Regions from separate parts of the Homo sapiens genome. Here regions 1 and 3 are each linked to region 2. The links are chromatin contacts, found by Hi-C or POLR2A ChIA-PET in ENCODE. All regions are on one chromosome and are shown on one strand. The core of a region is the stretch at or near the end of the contact, and the rest is flanking DNA. Distances in the headings are between cores, read along the strand shown.

Evidence for each region. A loop is a pair of places that touch in the nucleus more often than their neighbours do. ChIA-PET counts read pairs that join two places held with the same protein, here RNA polymerase II (POLR2A). Pooled maps may share reads with other maps.
Region 1: a pooled map shows a loop between it and region 2 (2.6-fold over the local background). The contact joins the enhancer-like site here to the promoter of TP63 in region 2. A Hi-C loop is called at or near these places in 1 of 168 maps with a recorded cell type or tissue (GM12878), 3 of 37 single-sample maps with no recorded cell type and 5 of 50 pooled maps. POLR2A ChIA-PET finds 5 or more read pairs at or near these places in 1 of 52 experiments (activated B cell).
Region 3: a loop to region 2 is called in a map of GM12878, with 2.1 times the contacts of the local background. The contact joins the enhancer-like site here to the promoter of TP63 in region 2. A Hi-C loop is called at or near these places in 1 of 168 maps with a recorded cell type or tissue (GM12878), 29 of 37 single-sample maps with no recorded cell type and 10 of 50 pooled maps. POLR2A ChIA-PET finds 5 or more read pairs at or near these places in 2 of 52 experiments (MCF 10A and T-cell).

What each region holds. Positions count from the first base shown.
Region 1 is chr3:189,709,298-189,712,987 of GRCh38, forward strand. The region is part of intron 1 of TP63 (tumor protein p63); the gene reads left to right. Among named protein-coding and RNA genes, the nearest start is that of TP63, 80 kb to the left of the region's middle. Within about 2 kb of position 1,479, at least 5 of the 41 ENCODE cell types and tissues checked have a DNase peak (open chromatin) inside an H3K27ac peak, as active enhancers do; they include GM12878, where a contact is called at or near this core.
Region 2 is chr3:189,629,401-189,633,513 of GRCh38, forward strand. It overlaps TP63 (tumor protein p63), which reads left to right and starts at 1,989. Exons shown (of 14, transcript NM_003722.5): 1 at 1,989-2,177. The coding sequence starts at 2,116. RefSeq lists a promoter at 1,304-2,113 and a cis regulatory region at 1,506-1,516.
Region 3 is chr3:189,561,505-189,565,537 of GRCh38, forward strand. No RefSeq gene overlaps it. Among named protein-coding and RNA genes, the nearest start is that of TP63, 68 kb to the right of the region's middle. Within about 2 kb of position 2,492, at least 3 of the 41 ENCODE cell types and tissues checked have a DNase peak (open chromatin) inside an H3K27ac peak, as active enhancers do; they include GM12878, where a contact is called at or near this core.

The DNA.
Region 1 (3,690 bases), core at 229-2,728, 79 kb after region 2:
CCTTTTTTTCCATAAGAGTTGAATTAATAAATTTGTTATAGCTTTGCTTCATGGAACTTTAACAAACATCAAGGTTATATTTCTGTCTAATCCCTTCATCATTCTGTTGTCCTATTTATGATTTTTTTCTTTTATTTTTCCACTATGGAGCCCACAGTCTGAAACCGAAGCATACTATTACAACTTTGTCTTCATTTTTATTTTAAATTTGTCTTATTTAAGACAGCTTTATGTTATTTATTCTTAATGGAAAATGCACTGAGGAGAACTTTTTTTATTTGCTTTTTTAAAGAATTACAATTGTGCCACTGTACTCCAGCCTGGGCAACAGAGCAAGACTCCGTCTCAAAAAATAATAATAATAAAAAAGAATTACAGGTGCTTTTTACATTTATGCTGTCCTCAATAAATGTTCTTCAGATCATTTGTCCTGTTCTCTGATTTATAATTCCTAAGAGGACACTTTAGGAGGCATACATGGGAGGCAATGTAATATGGATAAGCTACAGTTAGGGATGATATAACTCAGGATTGTAGTTTTCCTTTGAAGGTGGGTCATACAACTTAACCTTTGCTCACTTTTTCTCCATCCATAAGATGGACATGCATTACCTTGTTTATACTTTTTAGGAATATTTTATAAATGAATAAACATATTTATCAATAAATGCTTTGAGTTATTTAAAGACACTGTAACCATATCATTTACTTAGTAATAGCAAAAATAGGGGGTTGTGTAATGTCAAGTACTTATTTGAATTTGTTATGTTTTCAAAAATGGTCCATGTTTCACTAGACTTAGACTATACTATTAAATCATAGAAGTCTGTGTATATGTTAGGGAAAGGCGTGGGGAGAGAAAAGGAAAAGAGAAAACATACCTTCACTGTGTCCCTTGTAAGTATAGTTTGTCAGGTAACCCTCCTAACAGGCCTAGGGGATAGATATTATTACCTCCCTGTTGTAGAGGAGAAAAATATAGCTGAAAGAGGCAAAATAACTTGCCTGAACTTATAATCAATATGTGACTGAGCTAGGATTTGAACTCAGCTACAAAACTCAGCTTTACAGGTCACCACTCAGTTTCTCAGCTTTCAGATTCCTGCTTTGGAAACATGTTAGCAATTAAAATAGAAAAGGGCAGGGATAATTTAATTAAAATACTTAATTTATAATGTTAGCCAAATAGATTTTTTTTTTAGCTTCCCTCAATATTTCCATTACTGCTTTAGTTGCAGTTTTGGATTATTTCTTATTTTATCTTGCTGATTTGTCCAACTCTAGTTCCTGGACTCACAAAAATATACTTGCTAAAGATGCGTTAAAGTGCATGACCTATACTGCAATTTCTCTACATAGTTATTTATGTGCTTAAAATGGCCATCTTGGAGAGTGCCTGAAGGTTGAGCTAGAGGAGGGTGATGGAAGGAGGGGTGATTCAACAGAGTCAGGGAAATTCCAGATGACATGGGTTGCCAGATTTCCTGCTGGCCTTTCACTGCCAAACTCCACCTCCTGCTCTTCTTACACAGCTGTGTGCTTCATTAAATAGTGATGTCTACAAATCACAGCAGTGTTAAAAAATGCAGAGCAGGGGGAATTCCTGTGCACTGACTGCTGCCAAGTTCCTAGAGTTTTAACAGCACACTCATCAAACTGCCTCTCTCTTCTCCAAAAACTATAAATAAGTTCAATATCAAGAGTGTTTTCATCAATTATAATGCCTCTCTGTTCTCTTGGAGAGTTGGGAATAGTATATAGACACATTGGTTACAGTGCCCATGTCTAAGGCAATATGGTAGGGGTCATCTGTTGTCAGAGATAAGACTTTTGACCTTGATGTTGCCACTGTTCTTCCAGTTGAGCCAGGAACCATTACTTAATCATTTACAGCATAGATTTTCCCATCTACAATTTGCTTTTCAGAAACCAGCCTTGTGGAATTTAGGCCAAGAACCTGGTTGCTACTGCTCAGAGTAGGTATAGGAGAGGTATGCATTTAATTCAACAATTCCTCTTGAGGGTTTCTGTGTACAAGGTCCTGTGCTGGGTGAGGTTCTACCTCATCTTTAGCAAGTATATTTTTGTGTTTACAATGACAACATTAGTAAGACAAGGCTGCTAATACATTCATAGTACCCGTGTGAGGTGAGTGCTGATGAGTGGTCCACTAGAGTTGTTAAAAAGTGCCACAGGAACGTGGGGAAAAAAATAGAAATTTTACCTGGAGGATTGGAGACATTTCAAGGAGGAAGTAACATTGGCTCCAGGCTTTAAAGAAGAGAGGGGTTTAATAGATAAATCTGGAAGTACTCCAGATAGAGGGAAGAATGCAAACAAACGGGTAGAGAACGGAGAAATTCAGTGAATTGTCAGAATAGTGTCTTGCCTTGTGTTGTAGCAGTACCATAATGACTGACAGCCTACAGTACTCTGACAATTTAAAAAATATAACCTGTTTTCTTTCATGTGGGTATAATGTCTCCAGTTAGGCCTATCCACTTTTTATGATCTTATACCAGCTGGATCCTTACACTGATGTATGGGCTTGAGCAAAGAATATAAGGCGGAGATAGGTAGGCTGATGGAACTTCCGTGATAGGAAGCTGTCATGTTGGTTTGGTGGATGGACAGAGGAAGAGCAAAAGCATGAAGGAGAAAAGTGGAAGAAGTGTGGAGGCCACTTGAAGAAAAGTAGTAGCTAAATGGTAGGCAGGACTCGAGTCAACTTTCTTCTGGAAAGTTTCAGGACTGAATCTGGAAAAGGAAAACACAGAACAATTAAAATTGATGTGCATTTATTGAGCACATACCTTGCACAAACACTACAATAGGCACCGTGGTAGACACTGAGATACAATAATGCATTTCCCTGTCCTCACTTACGAGGACAGGAAACAGACACGTAAACAACTAACTACTGCACAAGGTAGAATTCAGTCACAGAGGTCAGTTTGTCACAGAAATATGGAAGAAGACATTTTTGATTGGAGAGGAATAAGAAAGTTTTCTGAAATATTCTGAGGTAAGAAGTGAAGATTAGCTAGGTTATTAATAAGTCTTAGTCCACTAGGAGTGCTGTAACAAAATACCATAAACTGGGTAACTTACAAACAATAGAAATTCTCATGGTCCTGGAGGCTGGAAAGTCTTAGATCAAGGCACTGGTGGATTCCGTCTGATGAGCACCAGCTTTTTCATAGGTGGCACCTTCTTGTTTTGTCCTCACATGGTGGAAAGGGCACACAGCAGCTCTTTGAGGCCTTTTTTACAAGAGCACTAATCCCATTCATGAGGAGAGGCAGTAATGATTTAATCACCTCCTCAAAACCCCACCTCTTACTATCATTACCTTGGGGGTTAGGTTTCAACATATAGATTTGGTGGGGTGAGGGTGGGGACACAATTATTCAGATCACAGCAATAAGAAGACAAATATGGAAAGGTGTTTCAGATTGAAAGACAGAGTAGGCAAAGAGAAAGGTTATAAAATGCAAGGACTATTTCAGAAATGAAGGTAGGATTATGAATTATGTTTTATTATGAGATGAGTTTAAGCTCAGATCATTAGGTGTCTTCAGAACCATGCCATTGAGTTTGGGCTTTGATCTTGAGAGGGAGCCATTGAAAATATCTGAGATGTCAAGTGACATGGGGACATCTGTTTTTGGACTTAGGGGTGCTGGGAAA
Region 2 (4,113 bases), core at 739-3,238:
AAAATAACTTTTAAAAAACAAAAATTAATTAAATTTTAAAGACACAACACACTAGAGATGTTTGCAAATTGATTATTTGGGAGTCTATATCCCTGGAAGTTAATTTAAAATATTTAGAAGAGTTCTTCCTCATTTCCTAGAGACGTCGAATTGTAAATATCAGAGCTAGAAGGAACACTAGGGCTCGCCACTCCAAAGTGTGGTCCAAGGACCAGCAGCATCAAGTAACCTGGGAACGTGTTAGAAATGCAGAGTCTTAGGCCTCACCCCAGACCTACTGAACCAGAATCTGCATTAACAAGATTTCTAGGTGCCTCACGGGCACATTAAAACTTGAGAAGCTCTGCACTAGAAATCTTCACTCCACCTTTCATTATAAATGGAATCACTTGGCTGTGGTCACAGGAAATTGATTATTTTTAATTTCAGAACCTTCTATTTAGGTCATCTATATTTGCTAATAGCAGGGAAGAAAGCCAAACTCTTTAACTGCAATTAACAAATCTATAATTAATTAGTTAAGCAATCTTCCCTTTAAGTTTTACATTTTGTGGAGCAAGCTGTTTGATTTGGCTGGGGCTCAGGCTGGCCTGTTTGTGAATTTCACAATTCACAGATGTTAGCCGCTCTCGGGCTAAGTAAAGGAAGAGAATGTCAAGTTTTAAATAGCTTCTCCCTTCCATCCTGGCTGAAGCAACAAATAAAATATTTTTATGAAACACATTTTGAGTTAGATTTACTTACAGGGAAATGTCAAATTTCTCTGAAAGGGCTTTAGATTGTCTCACAACTTTGACATCTACTGATGTCACCTATTTACAGGTGTGTCCTGTGACTAGGGGGTGAAGGGAAGATGTGAACTCACCATGTTAGTGACCGTTAGATACACAGAGTGGTTTTTTTTCCCCCTGTTGGAGTCTATCCTAACTGAGCTTCTGAATCATATTTCATTCAATTTCCAAATCCACAAAACCAGGATAAGTTTACAGCCCATATTCAGAAAGGAAATAAATTATTTTGTGTGTAGACTTTCCTGATATTACACTGATTTGGGAATATATGAACAATTTTATGGTTTCCTTTCGAAGTAGGTCAAGTCAAAGCAAAACCAAAAACAGCAAAAACTGTAAGACATAAAGAATAGAGTGGAGCCGACTGAGAGATTAAAATAAACTAGAATATTTTTATTAACAGGCAATTTGAAATAATTTGTGCACTTCAGAATATTCTACAATAATATATTATTTCCAATTTTAATATCTTTAAGAAAATTACTATATTATATGTAAGTACATGTGCATGTGTTTGAGGTAGGATATTTAACTCAATAAAGGTTATTTTCTTTTATTCGGGTCAGGCAAAGCTTCTAAGGGGATGTGAAAGGGATATCTCTTTCTCTTAGCTGAGAGGAAGAGTGAGTTCTAAGTTAAATATAATCAAGGAATTTCCCTGTCTTTGCTATTTGAGATTGTGACCACAACAGGCGGTTGGCTGAAAGGGAAACTGAAGGGCGGGGAGGGAGGGAAATAGATGAAAAAACAAAACAAAACAAAACTTCCCTAAGCAGCTCTACAAAACATTTTAGCCCCAGAAATAGTCACAGAAATCCTCAAATCAAACCAGTATCCAGATACAAGGAAGTGTTATGTAGCTGGAGCAGGGTGGACACTCATCAGCTCAGTTCAGTTACAAAAGTCCAGGCTGCTGAAATTAAACTCTGATGCCATTCATGCCAGCATCCAATCACGACAGAGATCAGAAGTTCAGAGATGCCTCCAGCTCCAAATTGCCAACAACAAGTGTGGCTACTATACGTCAAGGACTCTGAAGCCGTGAGAGAGGGGGAAGAACAACAGTAGAGAGGATGCCCAGCTGGTAAGAATCGAGTGTTTATGAAGTTTTAGTCAATTGATGAATCTCATTGGCTAAAATCAAGAAACGCTCCGCCTCTTTGCAAATATGTATGAAGGAGAGAAGTGCCTAAACTTCTATGTCTGATAGCATTTGACCCTATTGCTTTTAGCCTCCCGGCTTTATATCTATATATACACAGGTATATGTGTATATTTTATATAATTGTTCTCCGTTCGTTGATATCAAAGACAGTTGAAGGAAATGAATTTTGAAACTTCACGGTGTGCCACCCTACAGTACTGCCCTGACCCTTACATCCAGCGGTGAGTTTGAATGTGACATAACTTCTCTCAAAACTTAATTGAAGTGCCTTGTGTATTATGAATGTGTCAGCTGTGTACAAAGAACAATTCCTCCTTGTTTAGTCAGCACAGTGATATTATTTTGGACTTTCTGTGGACTTAAAGTGGTCTGTGGACATATTTTCTGAATGTCTTTTTTGGTTGATATTTGGATCTACAAAGTGAAAAAATTTGAAGCGAATCTTCCCATTTAAAAAAAATTATCACGCCATTTAAGAATGTTTAAAATATATTATTTGCCTTGTTCAGCACCTACTCACTCAATAAGAAATTTCACTGGGCAGGGATATAATAATGTATGGATAATCTTCAAGTCAAAATAAACACCAAATAATTTTGATTTATACATTAAGAAATAGATAACTAGCCATTGTTGTACCAAACAGATTGTGGCTTGTCATTGCATTTTATAAGGAATATTTTTTGGTATGTTTGATAATGAAAATCTTTTGACAAATCTGACTTTTAAAGCTTGTGATTGTAGTAAATTTTATTTAGAAACATTTGCCTAGTACTAAGAGAGAATATTAGTGAGGGTGCACAATTGTGTATGTGCTTCAAATTAGACTTTGCTATTTTTAAACTGGTAAATGAAATCTGAACAGTGTTTTTCCAGTCATAAAGTTATGGGAGATATTCAAGTCATATGTAGCAATGTGATGTTAGTTTAACAGCATGAGATTTCGTACTTTATTTTATAAGACTAATGAGAGAGGTCCTTTGCGTGTTGAAAATGGTGAGGTTACAAAGGGTTAACTTGCCATTTACCACCTGTGTCTGTTGGAGCTTGATACTAGAAGCAGATTCTGCTCTCTCTGGGCAGGACTCACTTACTGTAGACTAGTAGAGTGTGAAAGATTTGTGATCTTCCTTTAACGTGATTTGCTACAACGTAGAACACTAATGTGAGCTATGTAGATTGTTTCTCTTCCTGTGAGGTTTCTGGTGGGTTGTGCGAAAAGGCAGAAGAGAAAGAGCAAGGCAGAAAGATAAATAGAATAAAGGAGATAAAAAGAAAAGGGTGAAAAAAGAGAGAGGGGAAGCAAGTTTGGGGTCTCCAAGGTTTCAGTGGAATTTGTTGGTGGTGGCTTGATTCGTGTCTTGCTGTTTACCACAAACAACAATATTAGCACAAATAAATGGCTCTAGGATTTATGTTCTTGTATAATGTGAAAATTAGATCTAGCTGCAGTTGAGGATTGGGTTGATTAAAAAGAAAAACACCAAAGATTTTCTGGTTCTCAAAATTGTTTCTAATCTCAAAATTATCTATTCCATTAAACATCTTTGGAAATAATAGTTCTAAGAAGATAATTGTGATGAAATAGTAACTGTGTAATGCTACTCTTGAGGGCATCTCTCCTAAACTAGGTACTTGGAACCAGGGAAGCTTTAGAAGAAACTTCCTTCTATTGACTAATAACCCACACTTCAATCCTGCATACATACCTCTCTAGAAGCATTTCTAATGATAAGAGAGGCCTATAAATATAAAGAAATAGAGAAACTACTTTTTATATTACCTTGACGATCTATTAGTTCATGAAGCAAATGTCATCTCAGTTTTTGACATACTGTAATATTCTAAGCAATCATAGTATTTTTGGTTTTTTTTTAACCTTTATTTTAAGTTCAGGGGTACAAGTGCAAGTTTGTTATACAGGTAAACTTGTGTCATGGGGGTTTGTTGTACAGATTATTTCATCACTCAGGTACTAAGCCTAGTACCCATTAGTTATTTTTCCTGATCCTATCCCTCCTCCCACCTTCCACCCTCTGAAAGGCCCCAGCGTGTGTTGTTCCCCTCTATGTGTCCATGCGTTGTCATCATTTAACTCCCACTTAACACGTGAGAACATACAGTATTTGGTTTTCTGCTCCTGTGTTAGTTTGCTAA
Region 3 (4,033 bases), core at 1,242-3,741, 67 kb before region 2:
TCTCTTTTTCAGGAGGTCACCTCTTGATGTCTCTAAATTAGCAACTTTAGGGAGCTATTGCATACACTCTATTACTGAACTCCAAGCTCGATCACAGAATCTTCCCTCAGTTCTCTTTAGTAACAATGTAACTTTTCTGAAGGCTTCAGGACTAACAAAGTTGGAGAAAAAATTGTTTTACATTAATTGTGAAACAAAAATCTTGAAATTGAACATGGAGTTTCCATGTGTGGGATGCTGCAACTGACGTCTATGGCCTATAAAAGCCAATTATTAGATATTCAGCAATCTTTCAAGCTAGTGGTCAAGCATAGCTGTTATTAAAAATTAAAGTACATACATTTAGAACTAAATGATATTAAAATCAGAGACAATGGATATTCTAAACTCATCACTTCTTACATCCACTATGATCTATGCTCTTGGGGTTTGCATCTCTTACAAACTCACATTCCATGACAGCAGGTTGGCATCTTGAAATCAGCCATTGTGGGAATATTTACACCGCAGAAATGAGCTAATAGTACAAATAGAGGCTTAATTTATTGCTTTGTTGACGAGGAAGTGATGGAGAAAGTGTTTATAATGCAGATTAAAACTGCATTGTGTCTCTGGTCATTGTATTGTGAATAGCACCAAAAATTGAGAAACTATTATTTCAGTATTTGAAAACTATTATTTGATTCAATGCCTAAGTGGCTTGGGTAATTGACAAACCAAAGTTCTGAGGAATATTTTTGTTGTTTCACTTTTGTCTTACTCACTAAACAATACCAATCAATATTCATACTGGAGTTATATTCACCCATCAGTTGCAACCACAGGTTGGCTATACAAGAGTTTAACAAAAACTGATAACAGAATTCTATTGTATATTCTGTTATTATTTATAATTTTGTGCTATGTAAACATTATGTCAATAAAATTTATAATAAGCTTATATACATAAAAATATGCATCCATTTTTCACAAAAAAGCCAGCAGCTAAACATTTAGAAGTATACTATTAGGCTGCTTTCACAGTTTATAAGCCCAGATGCTATGCAGAGATTTTCTTCTTGAGTATTTTTGTCTTGGCAACTTCCTGTCACTTGGTTGCACTTACCAGTTTACTTCCCTGTAATAGGACTTGCTTGGCCCTGAACTGTAAACAGTGAAGAATATTTTAGTCGCATTTCCATAGCTAGTCACTACCTAGGAGAGTCTCTTCAAATAAGGCAATACCTGACTTTGAAAATGGTGGTTTTTCTAGCTTTAGTTTTTCAGTTGCAGCAGGAACTCTGTTACCTAAGTTAAAATACCAAAGGCAGAAACTATGTGAATAAAATTGATAGATTTGCCACGTTAAAAAGCGGTGCTTCTATAGTACGGAAAACATCATTAACGAAGTTTAAAAACTAAAGATTAATAGGAAAACATGTTCAATAACTATTTCAAAGGATTGTTGGCTTTAAAGTATAATTTTTACACTTCTGTAAGAAAACAATAATACCATGAAGAATAAACAGGCCAAAGTCATGAACAGAAATTTCACAAGGAAATTCAAATGGCAAAAAAAAATACAATAATAACCTCACCAGTAATCAAAACAATTAAAATTAAAATAAGATACATTCACTTTTAAATTTAAAGATTTTTAAATGATTATCTGGGAGAATGTATTGTGGGGAAATACAGGGACTCTCAAATAATTCGATAGGAGTGAACTTGCACCCACTTTCTGGAGGACTTTTTGGCAGGACCCTTCTTGTCTCTTGACCTCACAGTTCTACTTTAATAATTCATTTAAAGGTAATATTTAAATACATGTGGAAAGATGTAGCTAAAAAAATATTTATCACAGCTTTGTTTATAATAAATTTTTAAAAATAACTTACATGTCTAATAAGAATGAATCAGTTATTTACACAGATACAGAATCCTAAGCAACTGTAACAATTATTTAATGAAATATTATTAACTGTCATGGAATGACTTTAATGATATATAATTGTGGAATGAAAACAGCAGATGTAAAACTATGTATAACATGATCTCACACTTGATATAAATATGATTTTATATATACAATTATTTGTGTATATGTTACATACATACATATACACATAATGCATAAGATCTTAAAGGATATACACCAAAATGTTAATTGAGCTTTTGTTTCAGGTGGTTTTATTTTCTTCTTCGATTCTTTTCTTATTTGTATTTAATTGTTCTACATTGAGCATACGTTACTCGTACAATAGAATTTAAAAACCCATCCCTACACTATCTCAGCACTTTATGAGTTTCATAATCAGGTGATTCAAGGACTTGTTAGTACTCAGATTCTTGGGAATTGCAGCTGTCCTGCCTAGAGATGCAATTGGACGTAGCTCAGCAGGATAAGTACAACCTACAAGGGCACTCCTGGAAGGAGGAGAATTCCCTGTGTTTGCATTTTTTTCTGGCTACACAAATGCTGTGCTGACTTAACAGCCCACAGGTGGCTGTTCTCTTCTGCCTCGGTGTGGAAATGGAAAGAGAGACTGACTAATTTTACTGAATCATTTTACTAGTTATGTGACTGTGGGTTTGGTTACCCACAGGCATTTCTGCTGCAATTGGTTAGCCTGGGGGAAGTTTTATTTTAACATGTTCACAGAGGCTTTTCCTGTCCAAGTGAATGGTTGTGAATGACAGCGAGGGAGACTACACCCTCTCACGTATATCCATATACAAGGATTGGGACAGCCTGACCTTCTGGGATTATATCCTTTTTTTGGCATCTCTGGGTAAAAGGCCTTAGGCTTCTAACTTCAATGTTGGAATTTTGACTACAGGGCAATGTCTCATATTTCAAGCATCTCTGTAGCCTACCCTTTACAACTATCCTGAAGAGACCTCTATCCATCTGCCACAAAAAAGACCTAACACCGAGGTTGCTTCTGGAGTTAAGAGCCTGGAGTTTGCTGCCTAAGACTATGGGAAGGCTACTTCCGCACTTAAATGTGAAGTGACCCTTGGTAGGATCTGTGTTCAGTATCCCCATCATTTCTTCAGTTGAATCTATTGACAAAGGCATCATTAAAAGCAATCAACTTACATTTCATTTTGATGACCTTGTAAACAAAAAATAAAATCCTAAGCCCCCACCATCTGAACAGGCCCCCTCTTGGCCAAGGGATTCCAGAAAAACCTAAAAACTGAGTTTCCAGCCATGACCCATGATGGGACAGGAGGTCAAACATACTCTGTTAACCCCTCTCCTTTTTGCAGTTTAGACATAACTGACCAGCATTAATGTTAAAATAGAGACCACAAGACTGACAGAACAGACTCTTTATGACAATAGACTATCAAATTATAAACAGGACCTAAGGCCATGCCATGCAAGAGTTAAGTCACATGCCTGCACTAAAGAATAAACTGTGTTCTAACCATGCCACAAGGCTTTTCTTTAGCATCTAAACAAGCACTGGTCTTGAAAGAAGCAATATTAAGACAATTTTCAGCTCACCACCATACACTCACTGACCTCACTGTTTTACCTGCCATAATTATAGCTTTGATTGGACAAGTGACTGATTTCAGTAACTTTCTTCTGATAAGAAGACCACTGACCATGGACTGGCTCTGGTTGGTTTACAGAGGCTGTGCACTGACTGGAATTCCTTGTGTCCTGAAAAGACCTTTAGATGGATAGGGACTAATTATAATACATTTAAATATTGTCCCTACTCCAAGGTGAACTTTCTTCTTTCTTTCTTTCTTTCTCTTTCTTTCTCTTTTCTTTCTTTCTTTCTTTTTCTGTCTTTCTCTCTTTCTTCTTTCTCTCCCTCCCTCCCTCCCTCCTTCCTTTCTTCCTTCCTTCCTTCCTTCCTTCTTTCTTTCTCTTTCTTTCTTTGTTCTATATATGAACGTGGGTCATATGTAACATGCATGTTTGTTCAATACACATGCGTCCGGACCACCTTCATGAATATTCACCTCCTCTCGTAACCTGTTGAATATGTATGTTTAGCCAATGCACTCAGCATAAAGCTCCTACCCAATC